Regions from separate parts of the Homo sapiens genome. Here all the other regions are linked to region 2. Evidence: read pairs that join two places in POLR2A ChIA-PET (ENCODE). Cell type or tissue: Panc1. All regions are shown on one strand. Each heading gives the region's core, and the rest is flanking DNA. Links, peaks and the distances in the headings are about the cores only.

Region 1 (8,164 bases), core at 1,461-6,460, 99 kb before region 2:
TGCTTGTTAACTTTTTTCATATAATATTTATTATTATTAGAAGAACTTACAATGTGTTCAGGTAGTGTTTATACACTGGACTTGTGTAATTACTTGTGTAATAACCATGAACAAAATGCAAGGTTTAACCTTTGGTTCTGCCCATGAAGCATGTAATCTTTCTTACACATTAAAATCACTGAATGTGTTCTCCTTTTTGGTTTCATTTTGTTCTTGTGAGAGTATGAGGATTTCAAAATGTTAAAGATGAAAAGTGGCGTCTAGTTTCTGACAGTTTGTACAGTTGGATGCATTACATTTTTAGATTTGAAGTTTTGGTTATGTTAGTGTTATGAGTGATCTTTGTGGTGGTTTTCTTCCCCTGGAAACCTGTTGCTCGTGGCGCTTTGCCCACGGTGCCCGAGTTCTTGTCCTGTGTCCAGATATGCAGACAAATGAAGGGTGAAGAAGAAGAAGAGGAGCTTTATTTAGTGTTAGAACAGCTCAGAAGGAGACCCACAGTGAGCAGCTCCCCTGTGTCGGCGGGCAGGTCGTCCCTCAAGTGTTCAGCTCTCAGCAGAGAAAAGGCCCTGGAGAGGGTGACTCCTCTCAGCTCTCAGCAGAGAAGCAGCCCTGGAGAAGGTAGCTTCTGTTCGCAGGCAGATTGTCCAGAGGTCCTGCTGCTCTCAGACGGGGCCCTGGAGAGGATAGCTTCTATCCATAGGCAGGTTGTTCTGCCGTCTCTACAGGTCTCTGAAGCTCTTAGCAGAGAGGGTAGCTCCTCCCTGTTGCTGGTCGTCCCACCCTCTGCTCAGTTCTGGCTGAGCCTGGGGCATTTTACGGGCCTCGGGGGAGGAAGTGCATACTTACTGGCCTGGAAAAGGCACCAGTTCCCACTCCTACAGGTGGGACTGGCAGCCTGGCCCTCAGCCTTCAGGCCCTCCCTGTTCATGGCTTCCAGGCTTACCCCCCTGCTTTGATCTGAGAGCTGGTGCCAATAGCAGGGAGAAGCCAAGCTGCAGAGGCAAGCACTTCCGAGCCTGCAAAAGCAGGCCCCCAAAAGTGCAGGGATGCCTGAGTCTGCACCCGCACCCAGGAGGGTGGAGATCTTGCCTGCTCCAAGGCTGCAGCCGGAATGATAGCAGGCTGACTGGAGCACCTGCCACCATCATTAGTTCAAGAGTTTATGCAGATTTAAGTTGTATACGGTATATGAATGTGTGACAGTTTTCCTTATGGTTGTGTGGCCTTCTGTAAGAGCCTACGCCTGTTTGTTACACCGGTAGAGTGCTGTGGAATGTAAACTTTCCCTATGTCACTTATCTCCTTTATCTCTCCATACAGAGGAGGGCAAGAAACCTTGTTACTTGAACTTTAGTAATGTTAAGTGATCAATAAATCTATAAATAAATGATAGCAGAAAAAAGTTACCTGTTTTTGTGATGATGTACAAACTTTACATGTTATCACAAATACCATCTTTCTTCCCAAGACATTTACTTCTGTAACCAAAGTGGGACACCATCTAACAGTTCTGTTTTGGGAGAGAGTAATAACCAGTGCTTGTGAGGCTTGTTAGATGTTGGTTGTGATATATGAGATAGATGTTATTTCATTTAGACCTCAACATTCCTGTGCGTGAGATACTTTTATCACATCTTACAGATAAGGAGACTGTACTCATTCAGTTGTGGAGCTGAGATTGAGTAGAGTGGCTATTACAGCAGTTGAGTGCTGAGCTTATCAATATATGTTCCACTCCTCAGGCTTCATTTAAAGTAGGATGCCCAAACAGCACCACTGCCGTAGAGATTTGAGTTAACAGCAGTACTTACTGAGGTTTAAGGCTGGCAGCCAGTGTCCTTGCAGTAAAATTATTTGCTAGGGACTCAGTACTTCATAATCTATTTGTCAGATTTACTCCTAAGCTTCTGTGTTGTTTTATTTTTTTTCTGACAAAAGTAGTGCATATTGTCAAGGAAAAACTAGGAAAATACCAAAAAAAAAGATTTTTGACCATGCATTTTAATACTTAGTGACTACAAACATTTTCCTATTTTATGCATATAGATTTTAAATAAACGTGAGATCCTATTGTATCTGTTTTAATGGATAAACATTGTTTCACTGTTTTAAGATTCTGAGGTGATTTATACTGTCTTGCCATTGTTAATTGCAGCAGTTAGCCTTGTTGATAAATTTTTGCATGGATCCAAGTTTTGTTTTCCAGGAGTGGAGTTGCTTGGTCAAAGGAAATGCACATTTAAGGTTTTTTGGTGATTGCATGACTGACTTCCCTGGGCCCTCGCCAACACTAGGTAGTAGTATTGGGAGGAAGGGGGGAACCAATCCTGGGTGCTCCAAGATTACTAGTGAGCCTGAACATTTTCTATAACTATTGTCCACTTGAGTTGTTGTTTTGTTTTTTTTTTGGTGGAGGCGGGGGTGGGTTTAAGAATTGCTTATCCTTTGCTTGTACTAATTATCTTTTCAACAAATATTTCTAGATTACTGCTAAGGACCAAGCACTGTTATCAGCCTGAGATAAGGCAGCACACTAGAAGGAAATCCTTGCTCCTTTTGAGTTTGCCTTCCAAACATGGAGATCAATATATAATGTTAGGTAGTAATAGGAGATACATGCAGTTGATTCATGTCATTTGTAGTAGTTATGGTCAATAAAGTTGCCTTGAACACTGAATTAGTATAAACTGAAATACTGTTCCTAGGGGAAATAGGTTCCTGCTAGCCTGTGGTCATGAGATTTTTGTCAAACAATCACTATATAACCTTTTCTGTTTCTGTTTAAAGACATGTTATTTGATCTATATGGTTGATTCTTTACATTAACATGGCCAACAGCACTGTAACTCAGCCTGAACGAAGCTTATCTGACACATGGTGTTCTCCATAAGGCACATCATAGCTTTCTGTGCTTAGGAACACTAGACGGCACTTCAGCACTGCACTTGAGGACGTTTTAAACAGTGAAATCAACAAAAAGCACAAAAAAATGCAACAATAGGCTGGGCAAGGTGGCTCACGCCTGTAATCCCATCACTTAGGGAGGCCGAGGCGGGCGGATCACGAGGTCAGGAGATCAAGACCATCCTGGCTAACACGGTGAAACCCCGTCTCTACTAAAAATACAAAGAATTAGCCGGGCGAGGTGGCAGGCGCCTGTAGTCCCAGCTACTCGGGAGGCTGAGGCAAGAGAATGGTGTGAACCTGGGAGGCGGAGCTTGAAGTGAGCCGAGATTGCGCCACTGCACTCCAGCCTGGGCGACAGAGCGAGACTGCGTCTCAAAAAAAAAAAAAAAGGAACAATAACAAAGACACTAGTCCCCCAAAAATACACTTGTTTACAGTGTGAACTGAAAGAGGAAGGTGGAGTATTGACTTGTTTGACCTCAGCTGGAAATGTGCACGTCCTGTGACTCAAATTTTTCTCTGTTCTGTGCATGCATGTCCACGAATAACCACAAGAAGCACTGAAAGCATTGATTTTTAGGGTTACAAATTAATTTTAGCAAGTAAATGAATTCACAAATACGGAATCTGTGAGTAATGAGGACTGATTCTTTTTTTTTTTGGAGATGGAGTTTCACTCTTGTAGCCTAGGCTGGAGTGCAATGGCATGATCTCGGCTCACTGCAACCTCCGCCTCCCGGGTTCAGCCTCCACCTCCCGGGTTCAAGCGATTCTCCTGCCTCAGCCTCCCGAATAGCTGGGATTACAGGCTTGCACCACCATGCCCGGCTAATTTTTGTATTTTTAGTACAGACGGGGTTTCACCATGTTGGCCAGGCTAGCCTCGAACTCCTGACCTCAGGCAATCCACCCACCTCAGCCTCTCAAAGTGCTGGGATTACAGGCGTGAGCCACCGCGCCCGGCCGAGGACTGATTCTTATGTCAGATGGCACTAAATGCTATGGAGAAGAGGAGTGGATGAGAGGGAGAAGTATTTTAGACCAGGTAGACTTGGAAGGTTTCTTGGAGGTGGGTGATGTTTGAGAAGAGGCTTCAATAAAGTTAGGGAGCTCGCCATGTGATTGCAGGAAGAGCGTTCCAGGAGAACAAAAGTCATGAAGAGTGAGTGCTAGGCATGTGTCTGGTCTGTTTGGGCTGCTATAACAAAATACCTTAGACTGGGTAAAATGTATAAATAATAGAAGTGTATTGCTTATAGTTCTAGAAGCTGGGAAGTCCAAGATCAAGGTATCAGCACATTCTGGTGAAAGCTGCTCTGCTTCATGGCTGGTTCTCTCACTGTCCTCACATGGCATAAGAGGGGCACAGAGCCCTCAACCGTCTCTCCAGTGGCCCCATCTCTTAGTACTGTTGGATTGGGGATTTAGACTTCACTAATTTTGGGGGGACACAAACATTGAGACCACAGCAGCATGACTGAGGATAAGCAAGAGGCCAGTGTGGTTGAGCAGAGTGATCAGTGAAGGAGAGTTAGGACATGAGTAAAGAGGCTAGCAGACACCAGATCTCATATGGCTTTGTAGGCCATAGTGAGGACTTTGTTTAAGCTGAGAATAATAGATAACCTCAGGAAAGTTTCAGGCAAGAGGGTAACATGATCTGATCTGGGTTTTAAAAGGATCACTGAAGTGGGGAGACTGTCTACAGATGGTCTGAATAGGAGTCCTAGTCTATTACAATCTCCTTGGAGTTTAGGGTGGTAACTGGAGGTGTTCAAGAGTAGTTGGATTACTGTTGGATTTCAAAAGTAGAGCCAACACGATATGTGCATTGGCTGTGAGGTAGAAGAGGAGTCAAAATGAACTCCAGGTTTTATTGACTGAGCAATTGTGCCATTTCCTGAGATGGGTCAGATTTGGGAAGGAAAGAATTTAAAGGGGATAAGATAATCCCATTAGGAGTGTGTTAAGTGTGAGATTCCTATTAGACTTTCGAGTGGAGATGATTTAATAGGAAGATAGATCTGCAACACTGGAGCTCAGCGGAGAGGGACACCCTGGAGATAGCCGTTTGGGAATTAGGAATGTGTGGATCATGTTATAGGATGGGGTCATTTAGGGACTTAAAACAGCTCTGAAGAACAAAAATGGTGCCTTGATCTTGGACTTCCTGGTTTATAGAACTGTGAGCAATATATATATATTTTTTTCAAGACAGAGTCTTGCTCCGTCATCCAGGCTGGAGTGCAGTCGCACCATCTCGGCTCACTGCAACCTCCACTTCCTGGTTCAAGCAATTCTGGTGCCTAAGCCTCCCAAGTGGTTGGGACTATAGGTGTATGACACCATGCCCGACTAATTTTTGTATTTTTTTGTAGAGACAGGGTTTTGCCATGTTGGCCAGGCTGGTCTCAAACTCCTGACCTCAAGTGATCTGCCTGCCTTGGCCTCCCAAAGTGCTTGGATTATAGGCGTGAGCCACCATGCCCAGACTAAATTTCTAACATTTATAAATTATCCAGTCTAAGATATTTTGTGATAGCAGCCCAAGCAGACCAAGGCAAAGGCCAAGCACACTTGCTCCTCCTGACTTTTGCTCTTCCTGGAATGTTCTTCCTTTAGTCACATGGTTGCCTGCCTAGCTTCATTCAATAGGAGTGTGGTGCCCTGAAAATACAAGGAAGAATGCTTTTCTTTTTTTTAAAAGGAAGGGATGATTATCTGTCAGATGCTGCTGAAAAAGAGTAATAGAGTAATTGGCCACTGGCTCTGGCAATAGGGAAGTTAGCTCTGCTAACTCCACATGAACAGTTTCACATGAACAAGTGTGAGTGGGCTCAAGAGAAGGGATGGTGAGAAAGTGGAGCTATGGACTCACTCTTGAAACATTTTCTGGTGCCTCGTAGGGCAATGTGAGGTCAAGGTTTTTGTTACTGTTCTGAAGATGGGAGAGGCTGACACATGGATGTTGTAGGTGAGAGAAGGGGCGCTTGCGGGGGCAAACTTCTCCAGGGATGGGATTCCAGTGTCTAAGAGGAGGCGGTGTGACCCTAAGAGCTAGAAAAATTATTTTATTAATAGGAAAGACAAAGTACTTAGGCTCAGATGCTAAGAGATTTGCTGATAAAAGAATGAGAACGGTCTCTTCTGATTATTTTCTTGGGGAAATAAATAGATCATCAGCTGAGGGTGTGAGGGGAGAAGGAGTTGAACATGGAGGAAGACAGGTGTGAAATATTGGTCTCAGAATGGAGAGCGAATTGAATAGGGACATGCAGTGGGCTTGCTAAGCTGTGCGGAGAGCCCGTGGGAAGTTTATGGTCATCAATTTAATGGCGACCAGCCAAGATGGTGGTTTATTTTTCTCCAGTTGTATTTAACTGCTCAGGTGCAGGACAGAGAGACTAAGTGTGAAGTTAATTTCAGCCAACGTAGAGGAATTGTCAGGCAGATGGGACAAGGAGATAGAGGAGAAAAGGAATAAGGCTTCCTGCAAGGGTAATGATTGTAGGGATGGATAAGTAAGGAACACAGGAAGTGGCTGTCTGCTGAGTGGTGGCAGAGCTCAGTGGGTCAGAGCAAGGTTCAAAGAATGGCAGAGAGGCACTTGTGGAGGAAGTAAGCTGGCTAGAAAGTAGTGTGCTTGAAATTAAGCTTCTGGAGATAGCAAGGTTACAGGTGATGACAAAGTCTGAGTATGACAAGGAAACTGCAGGGCCAGAGTTGGCAAGAATTCATGAAAAATGAGGAGAAAGAGGCACCAAGAGGCTGGGATAGCACATGGATTGTCTCTGTGTGAGGCAAAGTCATCTAAATGGCAGCAGTGGCCCTAGCAGAAAGAAATATACAGTGAGCCGGAGCAAAAATCCTCAAGGACAGGCAGAACGCCATGAAAACGGCAGATGACAGCCAAAGGAGCAGGGGCAGGGGCTCAGTCCAAAGTGTTTCAGAGTCACTGGAGGGTTGAGTGGGAAGGGGAGGGAGTGGCTGAAATGGCAACAAGGAAGAACCTCTCTCATCTCCAGGCCCAAAAGTATGTGGAATGCGGGAGATAAGACAGCCACCACTGGCCAGGGCTGTAAAGGGACATTCAGCGAATATTCAGGTTCCATTTAGCACGACAGCAGGGAAGGGACTGTTGGCAGAAAAAAACTGGGGCAGTGGGATTAAAGACAGACCACACATTCCAAAAGGCACCGTGGGAGGGTCAGGGGGCGAGGTTAGGTCTAGGCTTCAGTGTCCTGGGAGACTCAGTCTTCACAGGGTGACAGCGATCAAGAGTGCAGCTTAGGCTGGGTGCAGTGGCTCATGCCTGTAGTCCCAGCACTTTGGGAGGCCGAGACGGGAGGATTGCTTGAAGCCAGGAGTTTGAGACCAGTCTGACCAACATGGCAAAACCCCATCTCTACTAAAAATACAAAAATCAACTGGGCATGGTGGCGTGTGCCTGTAGTCCCAGCTACTTGAGAGGCTGAGGCAAGAGAATCACTTGAACCTGGGAAGCAGAGGTTGCAGTGAGCTGAGATCGTGCCACTGCACTCCAACCTGGGCAACAGAGTGAGACCCTGTCTCAAAAACAACAACAACAAAAAAGAAAAGAGTACAACTTATGAAGGGGTCTCCTGGGGAGAGGGTTTTTGGGATTCTCCTGCCTCTCAAAGTGCTGGGATTATGGGCGTGAGCCACCACACCCAGCCGAGGGAGGCTGAGTTCTAATTGTTGTATCTCTCTTGGGATTGGCCTCCTGGGCAGTTTAAAAGACAAGGCAAGGAATCTTTTGGAGAAAGAGACTGGGGGCAAGGTGTGTCTGAACAAGAAGTGTGAGAAGCTCTGTGGGCTCCCTTCAGACTTCCAGTCGTTGAATTGGGATCTCATTTATATCAGCTCTAGGTGTAACGATATTAAATCTTCTCTGTCATTTGGCAATTTTGGTTTATGCTTGATCATCATTTTTAATGTTTCGACATGTAGAAGTTTAACATTATTTTACATTCTTTTCCTTCTGGCATCATGTTTTAGCAAGATTGTTTCCACCAAAAGAATATATATATCTTCTAATGAAACTACGTTTCTTTTTTTTTTTTCCTTTGCTTTCTCTTTTGGTATATGAATCTTTGATTATTTGTAATGTATTTTGATGTGTAACACTGAAGTTTCTATTTTGTACTATTTTTTTCCCCAAACAGTAAACTTATTGTTCAAATACTTATTGAACAACCTTCACTATTCTTTAACCATTTAGAATACGCCATTC
Region 2 (8,164 bases), core at 1,943-6,942:
GAGATCTTCTTCAGTTGGGCCCATCTCCTCCCCAGGCCTCTCTTCTGTTCCTGGGCTATGTCACACTTGGACTCTGCAGACACCTAATGCTCTTGGGACCTGCTTTAGTTCTTGACCTCACCAACCGAGGAGGAATTGCTAGATGAGATCCTTCCCCCGGAATTTCTCTCTTGAACCCCAGATGGTCCGTTGCCCCTTTCCAGAAGTTGCTCCAGCCCTGTCCGCTTAGGAAGTTCAGTGTCATCCTTGATCCAGTGGGTAGGGAAGACATTCCATAATGAATGCCCCAGTCTGAGCTTCTTCCTTCAGGCTTCAGGCTGCCCTGCGAGGATTTTGCAGCTCCCTTTTTAATGCCCTCTAGAAGTTTCTGGCTCTTATTTTCAGCCCTTCATCCTACTCTCTCTGACCCCTTCCTCTATCCTGTTTAGTTCACCTGTAGCAGTTACTACCCAGCAGTGAAGGATGAATCTTGGTTTCGTTTCTTTTCTCTTCTTTTCTTTTTTCTCTTCTCTTTTCCCCTTCCCTTCCCTTCCCTCCCTTCACATCACCTCATCTCACCTCACCTTACATAGTCTTGCTCTGTCACCCAAACTGGAGTGCAGTGGCCTGATCTTGGCTCACTGCAACCTCCACCTCTTCCCAGGTTCAAGTGATTCTTATACCTCAGCCTCTTGAGTAGCTGAGACTACAGGTGTGCACTACCACACCCAGCTAATTTTTTGTATTTTTAGTAGAGATAGGGTTTAGCTATGTTGGCCAGGCTGGTCTCGAACTGCTGAACTCAAGCAATCTGCCATCCCCGGCCTCCCAAAGTACTGGGAGTATAGGCATAAGCCACCCATGATGCCCAGCCTGAATCTTGGTTTCTTCCCCATTCATTTAAGCTATTACCTGGGCCTGAACTCAATGGCACCTGGCACCAACTGGCAACTGACTCTTGGTCTTTTATTACCTACCTTCCCTAGCAGGCACTGGGTTGCTCCCTCTTCCTATCCCATGGAGTCCTGTCCTCTGTTGGGGCTCCTACTGATCCTCTTGGCAATATGAAGTTCTCAGCTCAATGGTGGGTGGGCAATGACTGCCAACTCTTGAGGCCAATGAACTCAGGTTACCCCACTCCTCCTCCTCCTGAGTTGCTCACTCACTCCTCATTCACTCAACATTGATTCAGTAGATATTTGCTACCTGCTCTGTGCCAGGTACCAGGTCAGTTGCTGAAGGAGTAACAGTGAACATGACGGAGTCTTTGTCCCCAAGGAGACCCAAGGTGTCTCCTAGAGCCAGGGGCACATTGCAAGACCAAATATATTCAACTTACCAAAATAATCATAGACCTAGTTCTCAAAAAGCAAGAAGACTGATTCCTCGTTGTCATTTCTCCTCCTCAGCATCAATGTTTTAGAGTCTGTGGGCCCCTCCAAGTGTGGAGTATGGTGTTACTTCACCAGAGTTTGAGGAGAAACATTCTTCTTTTGGAAGGCCGGGGAGCATAGATGGATATCAAGGCTGCTGTTTCTAAAAGCGAAACCCACCAAACAACAGTATTAGAATCATCTGTGGTGCTTATTAAAGATACAGATTCCTGGGCCCCATCCCAGACTTATGAATCAGAATCTCTGCCAGAGGAAGCCTGAGAATTTGCATTCTCAGATGATTCTGCATTCTCAGATAACACATTCTTTAGGTGATTCTTACACACACTGGAGTTTGGGAATCGCTGAAGGCTGTTCACTTCTCTTTTCTGAGAAATGATTCATTCATTTCAGAAATATTTGCAGAGGTCCTTATTTATTGGAGATTTGTGGGTGGGCAGAGGAGAAATATCTTGTCCTCACAGAGCTTACAATTTTTATTTTCTTTAGAGGTCACCAGGCTTAAAATGACACTTCCCTAAATTCTGAAAAGAACAGATTTTTAAAACAAGAAGGGACTGTAATGTTTTCTGTTCCTACCTCGTATTTTGTTCACATTAAGAACCTGGGGTGGGAAGTGGAGGAGGGGGGGTGACTGGCGGGGGGCCACAGAGAGCTGAGCTGGGGTGGTCTCGAACTCCTGAACTCAAGCAATCTGCCAGCCTCAGTCTCCCAAAGTGCTGGGATTATAGGCATGAGCCACCCACGATGCCTGGGTGGAACTCAGGGCTCTGGATGCCTGGGCGCCCCCATCTCCCACACTACGGCGCCTCATCCTAGAAGTGGTTAGCACCTTTGAGATGGGAATTATTTAGCAGGATGCTTTTGTGTTTTCATGTAAGTTTTATGCTGCCTGTGGAGGGCACAGCTGTTTCAAAACTAATAACCAAATCCTGGTCTCCGAAGTCTGAAGGCATCCTTTGCCCTGCAGTGCAAAGCACGGGATTCTGGCCTCACACAGGCAGGTCTGAACTCCTGTGTTGCCTCTTGCTGGCTGTGGGACCTGAGGCAAATCATGCAACCTCTCTTTTCTGTTTGCCTAGATGGAAAATAGGTTTACAATACGCCCCCATAGGATGGCTGTGAGAATTAAAGGAAGTCATGGGTGTACAATACCTGGCCCCGAAAGATGCTTAATAATTTAATTCTGACCTTCCTCACTCATTTAGGATTATGTACCAACTTTTAGAAACAATGAAAGATTAGTGAGTCTTCTGTGGTTGGTATAAAAAAAAAATAGAAACATGAAAGAGATGTCCTCCTTGTTCAAGGGCTAATGACCCTGGTGTGCGCTGTCTAGGCCCCCAAGGTCTTCCTTCCCTGCTCACAGCATTTCAGGTTCTCCGCAGCTTTGCTGAGCCTGGGTCAGGTTCGGTATCTGCCCACCATGCTCACTTGCCACAGCTGTGGCCCCATTTCCAAACTTCAGAGACTTAAAGGTGCAGCTAATGATGTGCCCGGCCTGGGGTCACATTCCCTGAGCCCTGCAGACAAGGGAGCAGGAGGCTGAGCTCTTATCTTCCACACCCTGTGCACAGCCTGGGAAGAGTTAAAGCACCCTAGTCCTATGCTGCGAGGGCCACATGCCCTGAGACCTTGGAAAAAATCCTACCTGAATTGAAGAGCATCACTATTTCATCAGGAGGCGCTGCCATTTCATTTTTCACTTCGGTTTTATCTTGAGTGTAAAACAGCTTCGCAAATCACTTTTTCTTGTTTCTGTAATGAGCATATGGTGGCCTCATTCGTGTGATAAATCTGAGCCACCACGATATTTGACTTTTCACAATTTAATTTATCTGAACCCTCTATTCTCTGGCTAAAAAATATCCCTTACTTGGACTTCTTTATTTTATTTTCAATTCCCTTACCAGCACTAGCAGGGGACTCTGTACTCATCTGCTGGCGCTGCCATAACAAAGCACTGCAGCCTGGGGGGCTCAAACCACAGAATTTATTCTCTCACAGTCCTAGAGGCTAGAAGTCCAAGATCAAAGTGTGGGCAGGGTCGGTTTCTCCTGCAGCCTCTCTCCTTGGCTTATAGAGTGCCACCTTCTACCTGTGTCTTCACATCATCACCTCACTGAGCATGTCTGTGTCCAAATCTCCCCTTCTTATAAGACCCCAGTCATACTGGATGAGGATCCACCCATATGAGTTCATTTTACCTTAATTATCTCTTTAAACACCCTGTCTCCAAATACAGTCCCATTCTGAGGAACTGAGAGTAAAGATTCAACATATGAATTTTGGAAGGGACCTAATTCAGCCCACAACACCCTCTTTTGGGATGTTTATTTTCCCCCTTAAGGAGCTAGTTAGGATGTCTTATCTCATGAACATGACTGTGAACAGGAAAACAGGGAGAGAATGAAGCTGGCCAAGGAACAGGGCTGGTGTCAGCTAGCAGTGCTTTTCTGATGTGAGTGGGTCCCACAGGGAGCTTGTTAAAATGCAGATTCTGATTCATTAGGTTCCAGAGGGACCTGAGATTTCCCATTTCTGACAAGTTTCCAGTGTGGGGGCTGATGCTGCTGGTCCACGGACCATACTTTGAGTAGCAAGGAGCTTGATACATAATGGCTGAGTGACTTTCAGACTCCTGCTGTAGAAAAATTATGAGTTGGCTGGGCGTGGTGGCTCACGCCTGTAATCCCAGCACTTTGGGAGGCCGAGGTGGGCAGATCACCTGAGGTCAGGAGTTCGAGACCAGCCTGGCCAACATGGTGAAACACCATCTCTACCAAAAATACAAAAATTAGCCAGGTGTGGTGGCAGGTGCCTGTAATCCCAGCTACTCAGGAGGCTGAGGCAGGAGAATCGCTTGAACCCGGGAGGCAGAGGTTGCAGTGATCTGAGATCGTGCCACTGCACTCCAGCTGGGCAATAGAGCTTGACTCAGTCTCAAAAAAAAAAAAAGAAAAGAAAAAGAAAAATTATGAGTTATATTATCAGCATATGGGGTGCCTTTCAAATTGATAAAATTTCTAATATTAAACCTGTGGATGCCAAATGCTGCTCTCTGATTATGGCAGGAAACGGCACTTGGCAGTACGAAGTTAGCTGTTGGGCTGAGCTGGCTCATCTTGTTGTGCGGTCCTGATTGCCTAAAGATGCCTTCCCAGGATCTTTACTAACAATCCTCCTGAGTCATTTGGACTTTCCCAACCTGTTATCACCTCTCAGATGGGCCAGCCATGGAGGCAGTCAGAGGAGGGCTCTGCAGAGGGAGGGCAGAAACAGGGTGGCCTCTGCATGCCATTAGGAGGTCACATCTCACTGGGGGATGCAGTTTAGGATTTAGTGCCTTGGAGAGAAGGATAGAGTATATTAAAACATGTCTCCGCTAGGCATGGTGGTTTACGCCTATAATCCCAGCACTTTGGGAGGCCGAGGTGAGTGGATTGCCTGAGCTCAGGAGTTCAAGACCAGCCTGGCTAACATGACGAAACCTCATCTCTACTAAAATACAAAAAGTTAGCTGGGAGTGGTGGCGTGCGCCTGTAGTTGCAGCTACTTGGGAGGCTGAGGCATGAGAATCACTTAAGCCCAGAAGACTGAGGTTGCAGTGAGCCGAGATTGCACCACTGCACTCCAGCTTGGGCTACAGAGTGAGACTCTATCTCAAAAACAAAGAAACAAACAACAACAATAACAACAAAAACCAAGTCTCTCCCTCCACTCAAAAATGCAAGGGCCTGTCTCCCATTGCTGGGTGCCCAGGTCTCATGAATGTAGATATGAATTATTCCAGTCAGCCTCAGGAGAATAGAATGAGCCCTCAGATGCCGAAGCACCTTTCAGATTCCACCGGTTTTATCGGCTCATTTAAACTTCACTTCTAACACAGTCCTGCATTACACACGTGTCTGTCGTTATGGGCAGCTGCAGAGAGGGTCTTAATGGTCCTAATGCTCAGTGAGGATGCCCAATGGTCAACAGAACCTGCCATCTTCAGGCCATCAAGGAGCTCTGGAGTTAAGGAAATCATGAGAGCACAGAGGGGCGGGTACAGCAGAGCCCTCGTGGTAATGGGTTTTGAGGTCTAGGCTCTCTTCACTTGGGTTTGAAATAAGTTCAATGACTAGTAATAGCTGAGACACTTCTACCCTTCAAATGAAGTAAATGGGAAAATGGAGCATTGTTGAGTCCAGGGAGCTATAATTTAAACCCCATATATCTAAAAGGGGTAACATTTTTGTGTGTGTGAAATTGGTGTCATTCGCACTGCATCTACAGTTTTCTTTTTCCTTCTCTTCCAGCACCCCTGGCTACATATTTGGGAAACGCATCATACTCTTCCTGTTCCTCATGTCCGTTGCTGGCATATTCAACTATTACCTCATCTTCTTTTTCGGAAGTGACTTTGAAAACTACATAAAGACGATCTCCACCACCATCTCCCCTCTACTTCTCATTCCCTAACTCTCTGCTGAATATGGGGTTGGTGTTCTCATCTAATCAATACCTACAAGTCATCATAATTCAGCTCTTGAGAGCATTCTGCTCTTCTTTAGATGGCTGTAAATCTATTGGCCATCTGGGCTTCACAGCTTGAGTTAACCTTGCTTTTCCGGGAACAAAATGATGTCATGTCAGCTCCGCCCCTTGAACATGACCGTGGCCCCAAATTTGCTATTCCCATGCATTTTGTTTGTTTCTTCACTTATCCTGTTCTCTGAAGATGTTTTGTGACCAGGTTTGTGTTTTCTTAAAATAAAATGCAGAGACATGTTTTAAGCTGATAGTTGAGGGGTTTTGTTAATGGCTTTTGGGGGATTTATCTCTATACCCACAAACGACTAGTTTGTTTTCCTCAAACTAAATGATAATATTAAAAATACACATCCTGGCCAGGTGTGGTGGCTCATACCTGTAATCCCAGCACTTTGGGAGGCCGAGGCAGGTGGATCACTTGAGGTCAGGAATTAAGACCAGCCTGGCCAATATGGTGAAAGCCTGTCTGTACTAAAAATACAAAAATTAGCCAGGTATGCTGGTGGATGCTTATAATCCCAGCTACTTGGGAGGTTGAGGCAGGAGAATTGCTTGAACCCGGGAGGTAGAGGTTGCAGTGAGCCAAGATCATGCCACTGCACTCCAGCTTGGGCAACAGAGTGAGACTCCATCTCAAATTAAAAAAAATACACATCTGGCTTCTGGAAAAATTACTTGAAGATCTTTTATGACATCCATCCCTCTTCACACAGCCATGTGAATTAGGTTGGTATCTTCATATACTAGCATCGTGCCCAGCACTTCCATGTTATACAGTTTAAAATGTTCTGTAATTCCCTGTGGGAACCTAAGATAATGCGAGGACCGTCATACGTGCCCCCAAATATTGGCAAACCAATGAATAAATGAATGAATGAGTTTATGAATCGCTAACTGGCTGTATTTAATGAAGTATGTGTGTTGAGCCATTTCCCACAGTGTGGACAGATTTGTCCCACAATATGGGCCTCTTCCCAAAGGCCCTACCACCTAATGCCATCACACTGGGGATTTGATTTCAACATGTGAATTTGGGGAGAGTGCAAACACTCAGACCATAGCACCATCTCAGTAAATGTCCCACTGGTCACTCAGTTCATAGTGACAGTGATCCAGCCACTGTCATGACAGGTGCCACTTGGCAGAAACAGCACAGCTTGGAAGATGGCGGGGTGTAGTCAAGATTCCAGGATCCCCAACAGAGAAGCCAGCTCTTATAGGGGAGCCATTCATCAGGATTGAACTCTCAATCGAGCTGGACAGTAATAGGTGGGTCTGTGTTATTCCCCAGATGAGTATCATGACAGTCACAATCCTAGGAAGGATGTGAAGCCTCCCCCAGCTCTCCTCCAGTTGCCTGCTTGGGCAGCAGAGATGATGGAATGTGGAGTCTGGCGTGGTCTGAGGCCTGAATCCATGTGCCTCATGTATGATGCTCAGGCAAGAGGATCTCTCAATTCAAGGGAGAGGGCCTGAATGAGCCTTGCTTTCCAGGCCTGTCTGATGGTCCAGGCTGAAGCCCCTCCTGGCTTGCACTGCCAGACCTCATCCAGCAGGAGCTCCTTGGCATTGACTGCTTCAGGATAGTTGCTTCTGCTCTGAGTGCTCTCTAAAGAGCAGTGCTCTACCATCCAAGCTGGGCTTTTCTTTTCTTCTTGCTGATAGGGAAGGCATGGGACATTGCAGGATGGAAGTGGCCCCCAGGCCTTCTCATGCCTGGGCTTGGTTTGGAAGGTGGTCAGGTGATCAATAATCCTGATTGGCCTGGCATTGAGGAGTTTTCCTGGGATGTGGTCCTTTCGGTTTTTTAAAAATTATTTTTATTGATACACATATTTGTAGGTATTTGTGGGGTGCATGTGATACTTTATTATGTGTGTGGATTGTGTAATGATGAAGTCAGGGCATTTAGGGTCTTCATCACCTTGATTATCATTTCTATGTGTTGAGAACATTTCAAGTTCTCAGTTCCAGCTATTTTGAAATAGACAGTCCATTTTGTTAGCTACAGTCACCCAACCCGGCTGTCAGACATTGGAACTTACTCCTATTGAACTGTGTATTTGTACCCATTCACCAAACTCTCTTTGGGCTTTCAGTTTTACAACTGGGATGATCCTGGGAAAACTAAAGTAAATCAGACACCCGACGTGTGAGCTAGGTTATAATATGCCCAGTGGACCCTGGGGACATCTTAGCTTTCAGAGGTCATGCTGTCCAAGCTGACTGTGGGGCTTCCAGAAGGTGGGGAGAGG
Region 3 (8,164 bases), core at 1,461-6,460, 350 kb before region 2:
ACATGACATGATTTCAAGAGGCTTTCCATCTTAATTACTATGTTCTCTGTATATTTTAGCTGGTCAAAGTCTCTGTAAAAGGTGGTCACCCAGAATTGCCTCCAGTATTCCAGGTGGGGCCTAACTGGCACAGAGTAAAGCAGGACCACCCCCTCCTTTATTCTGGACATTATATTTCTATTAATACATTCTGAGGCCTCCCGTCACATTTTAGAAAGTCATTTATTGAGTTTGCTGTTTTCTTTTGCATACTGCACTTTGTTGTTTTTTTTTTTTTTTTTGAGACGGAGTCTTGCTCTGTCACCCAGGCTGCAGTGCGGTGGTGCAATCTCGGCTAATCGCAACCTCTGCCTCCTGGGTTCAAGTGATTCTCCTGCCTCAGCCTCCCGAGTAGCTGGGATTACAGGTGCATGCCACCATGCCCAGCTAATTTTTTTGTATTTTTAGTAGAGATTGGGCGGGGGGGTGTCACCATGTTGGCCAGGCTGGTCTCGAACTCCTGACCTCAGGTGATCCGCCCACCTCGGTCTCCCAAAGTGCTGGGATTACAGGCGTGAGCCACTGCATGGGCGCATATTGCATTCTTAAGCCATACTTTCCATGCAGGTTTCTTCCACAACCTCACCCTCTTGTCCCCTGGCCTAAGACCTACTGACATCAAGAAGCTTCAGGAAACCTCATCCTATAAATCAAGTGGTGGCCTACTCATAGGAAAGTCCTTACAGATACTTTTTTTTTTAAAGAGATGGGTCCTCACTATGTTGCCCAGGCTGGACTCAAACAATCCTCCCGCCTCAGCCTCCCAAGTAGCTTGGACTATATATATAAGCCACTGGACCTGGCTCAGATACGTTTATGTATTTGCCTCATTCTGATGTCATTTAAATATGCCATGTTCCAAACATCATGAACTTGTTTAGTGAGCTTTTAGGGGCCAGAATGTGGAATGCTATCCTATTAAACTCTATCTTATTAAACTTGACACATTGCTCCAGTCTTTTAAGATGTTTTTGGCCTCTGGTTCTAGCATCTTAATGTATAAGCTATTCCTCTTATCTGTGTGTCAACAACAGATTTCACCAGCATATGACTTATAACAATATTGTACTGAGTGAGGCTTAAGATAGGGCCCCGTGGTAAGCCTATAAAGAACCCCGTCGAAGTTGAAATGGATCCATTACCAAGACTTTTGGGAAATGATTGTTCAACCAGCTAGCTGCAAATCAATCTAATTGTACCATGATCTACCCTACATCTCTCCATTAGCTAATCAAGAAGAACACTGTAAAATATTTTTGTCTAATGTCTTACTGAAATTTATATGCACCGCCTTGACCTTCTGCTCAACCATGCTGTCAAAGAAATTAAGTTCCACTTAAACTTTGAAGTTCCTATTTTCTTTCGTGCTGCTCTTTTACCAACTCTAGACATTTCCTCCCATTCTGGGGCTTGCGTAACTGCAGACACTAGCCATACCTGGAAGCATGCTTCCTTCTTTTCTACTGCAACTGTGCAATACACTTTTGTTTTCCTAAATGTATTATACATATAACTGGTAAACTGAGTCAACTGGGATCATCTGAATCATGTTTATTTTTATTTATTTATTTTTTTTTTGAGATGGAGTCTCGCTCTGTCACCCAGGCTGGAGTGCAGTGGCGCAATCTCGGCTCACTGCAAGCTCTGCCTCCCGGGTTCACACCATTCTCCTGCTTCAGCCTCCCAAGTAGCTGGGACTACAGGTACCTGCCACCGCGCCTGGCTAATTTTTTGTATTTTTTAGTAGAGACGGGGTTTCACCATATTAGCCAGGATGGTCTCGATCTCCTGACCTCGTGATCCGCCCACCTCAGCCACCCAAAGTGCTGGGATTACAGGCGTGAGCCACCGCGCCTGGCCTTGAATCATGTTTTAAATATACAATGAACTGCTCAATCATTCAATCAATAAAGTTATTGATCACCCCCTCCATAAGTCTAATATTTCCAAAATGAAAAATCTTTTTGTAATACAAATGTAATACTTTCTAACATGAATTTTTGTTTACCTAGGCTGAATTTTCTCAAAACATGATATGGTTTGGCTCTGTGTCCCCATCCAAATCTCATCTCGAATTGCAGTCCCCATGTGTCAGGGGAGGGACCCAGTAGGAGGTGACTGGATCACGGGGCCAGTTTCCTTTATGGTGTTCTTGTGATAGTGAGTTCTCACAAGATCTGATGGTTTAAAAGTGTGGCACTTTCCCCCCAACCCCCTGCCTTGCTCTCTCTATCTCTCTCCTGCCACCATGTAAGACATGCCTTGCAAGCTTCCCGTTCCACCACAATTTTAAGTTTCCTGAGGCCTCCTCAGCCATGCAGAACTGTGAGTCAACTCTTTTCCTTAAAAATTACCCAGTCTCAGGTACTTTTATTAATATACAGCATTGTGAGAACGGACTAATACAGATGATTAAATAATAGTAATATTCTTTTTTTAAAAAATAATTTCAACTTTTATTTTAGATTCAGAGGGCACATATGCAGGCTTGTTACATGAGTATATTGTGTGACACTGAGGTTTGAGGTTCAATTAATCCCATCACTGAGGTTCTGAGCATAGTACCTAATAGGTAGTTTTTCAGCCCTTGACTCCCTCCCTTTTTCCTCCCTCCCTTTCTCCTCCCTCCCTTTCTTCTTCCTCTGGTAGTCTCCAGTGTCTGCTGTTTCCATCTTTACGTCCACGTGTACTCAATGTTTAGCTCACACTTATAAGTGAGAAAATGCAGGATTTGGTTTTCTGTTCCTGCATTAATTCACTTGGGCTAACAGCTTCCAGCTGCATCCATGTTGCTGCAAAGGACATGATTTCGTTCTTTTTTATGGCTGGGCAGTATTTCATGGTGTATGTGTACCACATGGTCTTTATCTAACCCACCACTGATGGACCCCTAGATTGATTCCATGTCTTTGCTATTGTGAATAGTGCTGCAGTGAACATATGAGCACACGCGTCTTTTTGGTGGAAACATTTGTTTTCTTTTGGGTATGTACCAAGTAATGGGACTGCTGGGTCAAATGGTAGTTCTAAGTTCTCTGAGGCATCTCCAAACTGCTTTCCACAGTGGCTGGACTAATTTATGTTCCCATCAACAATGTATAAGCATTACATTTTCTCTACAGCCTCAACAGCATCTGTTATTATTTTTTTGACTTTTTAATAATAGCCATTCTGACTAGAGTGAGATGGTATCTCCCTGTGGTTTAAATTTGCATTTCTCTGAGTAGTGATGTGGAACATTTTTTCATGTCTGTTGGCTGCTTGTATGTCTTCTTTTGAGAAGTGTCTGTTCATGTCCTTTGCCCACTTTTTAATGGGGTTAATTATTGTTTACTCATTGAAATGTTTAAGTTCCCTATAGAGTCTGGATGTTAGCCCCTGTCAGATGCACAGCTTGTGAAGATTTTCTCCCATTCTGTAGTTTGTTTGTTTACTCTGTTGATAGTTTTTCTGTGCAGAAGCTCTTTAAATAATACTAACATTCTTGAGCAGTTCTCTAATGACCCCTTTACACTCTTAAAAATAGTTGAGAACCCCAGAGAGTTTTTGCTTATACAGGATATATCCATCAATATTTACAGTAATAGAAATTAAATCAGAAAATTATTTATTAATTCATTTAAAATAATAACAACAAACCCGTAATATATCAACATAATCAATATTTTATGAAAGATATATTTTCCAAAACAAAAAAGTTAGTGAGAAGAGTGGCATTGTTTTACACTTTTAGATGTCCTGAATGTCTGGCTTAGTAGGACACAGCTAGATCCTCATGTCTGTTTCTGCATTTAAGCTGTGGTGATGCACATGGCATATGCCTTCTGGAAAACTCCACTGTACACTCCTAAGAGAATGACAATGAAAGATGCAAACAATGTCTTGGTGTTATTATGAAAATAGTTTTGATCTGTGGGCCCCCTGAAAGAGTTTTGAGGACCTCAGAGTAGACACTGTTTAAATAATAAAATATACCTATTTTTGGCTTTGAATGTCAGAAAGCTCAGAGCTACATTTAGCAACCACTTCAGGCCTGGTATTATAGTCCTTTGCAGCTTTGCTCAACTGCAGTCTGTTTGCGACTTGCCCTTTACTTCTTTTTTTGGTGTTTACAGCTCTTGGCCATACTTTTTCTGTGTTTTTATTAGACCTTGCTTCAAATCCTTTGGAAAGCAGGTTGGGTGTTTGACAATATAGGTAATTGTGCACATATGCTTATACACATATATTTCAACACAAGTTTAAAATTATACTTTGATTTCATGTTCAATATCCACCTAGCAAACACACCTCAACAGGATGAAAATATATATGATAGTCACACAAAAAATTAAGACACTCCTCAGATTGTCTGAATGCACTTTTTACACAAAGCCCAGAGGATAGGGGTTACATTGCAAGAAATCTACTATATAAAAAGATTGGCTGGGCGCGGTGGCTCATGCCTGTAATCCTAGCACTTTGGGAGGCTGCGATGGGTGGATCACTTGAGGTCAGGAGTTCGAGACCAGCCTGGCCAACATGGTGAAACCTTGTCTCTACTAAAAATACAAAAATTACCCGGGTGTGGTGGCACATGCCTGTAATCCCAGCTACTGGGGAGGCTGAGGCAGAAGAATTGCTTGGACCTGGGAGGCGGAGGTTGCAGTGAGCCAAGATCGTGCCATTGCACTCCAGCCTGGGCGAAAAAGCGAGACTCCATCCTCCCACCTCAAAAAAAAAAAAAAAAATTCAGCTCCACCTGGGCATGGTGGCTCACGCCTGTAATCCTGGCACTTTGGGAGGCCGAGAAGGGCGGATCACTTGAGGTCAGGAGTTCTAGACCAGCCTGGCCAACATGGTGAAACCCCGTTTCTACTAAAAATACAAAAATTAGCCAGGGCTGGTGGTGGGCACCTGTAATCCCAGCTACTCGGGAGGCTGAGGCAGGAGAATTGCTTGAACCTGGAGGTGGAGGTTGTGGTGAGCCGAGATCACGCCACTGCACTCCAGCCAAACAGCAAGACTCTGTCTCCAAAAAAAAAATACAGCTCCATAATAGACAATTTATCATCCTGGAAGTTAAGCAAATAATCAAAATCTATACAGTGTTTGAACTGTTTCTCAAGCCCCCTACTTAGACATTGCCATTTTTCTGTATCAGTAACTAATTTGATGCCTATAATATACATTTGAAATGTCTGACCTCCACTCTTCTCTCTTCTTTCCTGGAGAACTGTCCGGTCATTCATGAGGATGAGTGTCCCCAGATGTGCCTGTCTCAGGGCACCCTCTCCTGGGCACACCTGATTGGATCAAGCTGTGCACCTGACCCAGGCTGGGACAACCAAATTCCCTCTCCCAGGAATCTGGTATTGGACTGAGGACAGCCACTCACCTTTGGCTAATCTCTTTAGGAGAGAAGATGTAGATGTGATAGTTGTTGAGGGATTATCCTCTGCCCAGCTACTCACAGAGAAGAAAGTGGATTGCAGAGGGAGACACGAAGCAGAGAAGAAAGCTGGAGAAGGTGGACTGTCTAGGTTCCTAGCAGCTTCTCGGGCTACCTTGAGGCCATCTGCCCTTGGACTTCATGAGATACTGCTATACTCTTCTATGTCCCTTAATGCTTACGTCAGCTCAAGTTGATTACTTCCAACCAAAAGGACTTAACTCAGACAAGGACAAAGCCAAGACCATCAGTGAGGTTTTTTTCTTTATAACCAGGTCCCTTACAGCATCCTGGGGAGCACTGTAGGTCCTAAATACACATTATTCACATTATTCACTCTCCAAAGGCTTCCATTAGGCAAAAACATCTTCTCATCCAAGGCCAACTAGATTAGGAAATGGCATTTCTTATGGCTTTCCATCCCCAGAGGGCAAATGCACAGATGACTGCAGTTAGCAATTGACTCTGTGGGTTAGTATTTGCTGAGGGCACACACCCTGAGACTTGAATGACAGAAATCCCCAGGTGCCAAGGAGGAGACTGGCAATTATGCCTCCAATCACCTCCCTGTTCTGCCGCCCTCTAAATCAGCACTCCCCACCGCGGTGACCCTCAATGACTGGCAAGACGACCCATTTTTAAAGGGCCAATTTTTAACAGCTGGAAACAATAAACGTCGTGGGAGGTGAAGATGCTGGGAGGACTGATTTCTCCTTCGCTGTTTTCAAAAGTCAAAAGATGCTGGGTGTAATGGCAACAGCCACAGAAAGTTAGCACAACTCCTGCCACGGAGCAGCTGTGTGATGGTGGCTTCCCCAGTCCCCCTCCCTGGGCCTCGGTTCTTACAGCTGCAAAATGAGGAGGTAGAATGAGATGCTCTTTAATATCCCTTTCATCTTCAACTTTCTACAATTCTTGTAAGCTGGAAAGATGTACACAGAACTTCATCTTGATTTTATTACTTGTAGTCCATCTTCTTGTGACAGAGCCAGCGGCAGCTTGTGCATGTGAAAGTAAGTTGTTCACTCTCTCTCTGAGATGATTTAAGAGGTTGTGAAAACCCAAAGTACCTCCTTCAGTGTTCTGCCATAGCCAGGCCTGAAGCTCCCCTGCCCCAGAGCCAGACCTGGGATCCAGGTATCATTTATCTACGTCAAAAGGCAAACATGTACATTGTACATTGTTTTCCCAGAGCATATTAGCCTGGACTTGCCTCTGGAGTCCCTAGGAATGATACTAGGCCTGGGATCCAGCAGAGGCCAGGAAAGGTCTCAGGCACAGGGTACTGTGGTGGCAGACAGGCCTGGGCAGTAAGTAGTGTGTGCAGGGTAGCCCGTGAGTGGCAAGAAGCTCCAAAGTGGGGGACAGCCCTGAGCCAACTGCGTGCAGTAGGGAACAGGGCTGTCAGCTCCAGCACTGCACTTTTGCTTCATTTTGCTCACCAGATCCTCTTGCTCCTCTTCAGGGTGCCCAGCAGGAAGGGTCTCTAACTATCTTCCAGGGCCCACTCCACAATATAAGGAAAGCCTGACATTAGGCCCCAGTAGGAGTAGGAATTCCTTAGCAGCCGCCTTGGCCCTAGCTTCTGCCTTCTAGGCTGTCATGACAAAAAGACTAGGGATAGTTGGCCATGCTGGAGAAAATGGCCATTCTGTTGTGAATGAAGCAGCTGCCTGGAACCACTGAAGCCCCTCTCCTGTGGCCCTTCCTTTGTAGAAGCTGTTGAGTGGAGCTGGCTTCCTTCTTCAATTGGTTGGCACCCTGAGGAGCCATAGATCCACTGTCCCCATGCCCCAAAGGAAGGCTTGGGTGTTGTGTGGTATAGTAAGCCTTTTGGTGGCTTCAGTTCTTACCCTAAAAAAAAAGGAGAAGGGATAACACGAGGAGACCCTCCTAGAGCTCCTATGGGATATTTAATTATCAATATGGCAGCTACACTAGGTTTAGAAATAAATGAACTATCAGATAGCACCCTAAGGTATTATCCCACCACATGGGCTCTTAAACACCGATTTTCTCTGTACTCTATTGGAACATGTGTAGACATTTGATTTGAAAACCAGGCTTCCCACTGACTTCCTTAGCAGGCTGGGATGTCAAATCTTTCTCTCACTTTTGGGGGGGATTAGGGTGTCTTCTGGGTTCGTATGAGTGTGTGGATGTTAAGCGGTAGTAAAAATAGCAACTGAAGCAAAAAAAAACATCCTTAGTGGGATCTCAAAACCGTTTAAAAAGAAACTATCGGAGGGGCCTAACAGTATCAGGTGTTTCATAGTTGCTGGGGAGAAGCAGCAAAGGGACACACATTCACGCTAGACTAAGAATGTCCCATCATCATTACTCCTGCACACCCACATCCTTAGGCTCCAGGTTAGGCCCCTTATAAAATATTGTGTGGGCCAGGAATCCCACGAATTCCCAGAAGAATGGGAATTTGGGGAATTGTTTTTAATCCCGTTGGATAGTCCAGTAACTCTGCACATGGATACCAGTCTTGGGCACAGGGAATTTCCCTAAAGAGCCACAAGGAGACTTGGGTTAACCAGAGACAACAGCTCCTCAAGTACCCACTGTGGAGGAAGTAGAGGAATTCAGAAACTCGGGCTAATGAACCGCCTCAGTAACGTCCTGAGGGGTAAAGCTCTGCTGTGTCCATGGTGAAATGTGAGTGTGAGAGAACTGTGGGAACATACA

Evidence for each region. ChIA-PET counts read pairs that join two places held together with the same protein. Peaks named below come from ENCODE experiments on the same cell type or tissue, not always from the same donor. Only the 100,000 strongest peaks of a DNase experiment are listed, where the experiment ranks them.
Region 1: POLR2A ChIA-PET joins it to region 2 with 6 read pairs; 4 of 35 experiments call an interaction of 5 or more read pairs at or near these places.
Region 3: POLR2A ChIA-PET joins it to region 2 with 5 read pairs; 2 of 35 experiments call an interaction of 5 or more read pairs at or near these places.

What each region holds. Positions count from the first base shown.
Region 1 is chr13:30,659,362-30,667,525 of GRCh38, forward strand. USPL1 (ubiquitin specific peptidase like 1) reads left to right here. Exons shown (of 9, transcript NM_005800.5): 9 at 1-1,405. Among named protein-coding and RNA genes, the nearest start is that of TRN-GTT2-4, 11 kb to the right of the region's middle. RefSeq lists enhancers at 1-700, 441-560. In Panc1, for the core only: no CTCF peak of the experiment used is centred there; no DNase peak of the experiment used is centred there.
Region 2 is chr13:30,758,270-30,766,433 of GRCh38, forward strand. ALOX5AP (arachidonate 5-lipoxygenase activating protein) reads left to right here. Exons shown (of 5, transcript NM_001629.4): 5 at 5,675-6,157. The coding sequence ends at 5,837. Among named protein-coding and RNA genes, the nearest start is that of ALOX5AP, 27 kb to the left of the region's middle. In Panc1, for the core only: no CTCF peak of the experiment used is centred there; no DNase peak of the experiment used is centred there; H3K27ac peaks cover 2,615 bases.
Region 3 is chr13:30,412,622-30,420,785 of GRCh38, forward strand. LINC01058 (long intergenic non-protein coding RNA 1058) reads right to left here. Exons shown (of 2, transcript NR_125771.1): 2 at 6,818-7,324. Among named protein-coding and RNA genes, the nearest start is that of LINC01058, 5.5 kb to the right of the region's middle. In Panc1, for the core only: no CTCF peak of the experiment used is centred there; no DNase peak of the experiment used is centred there.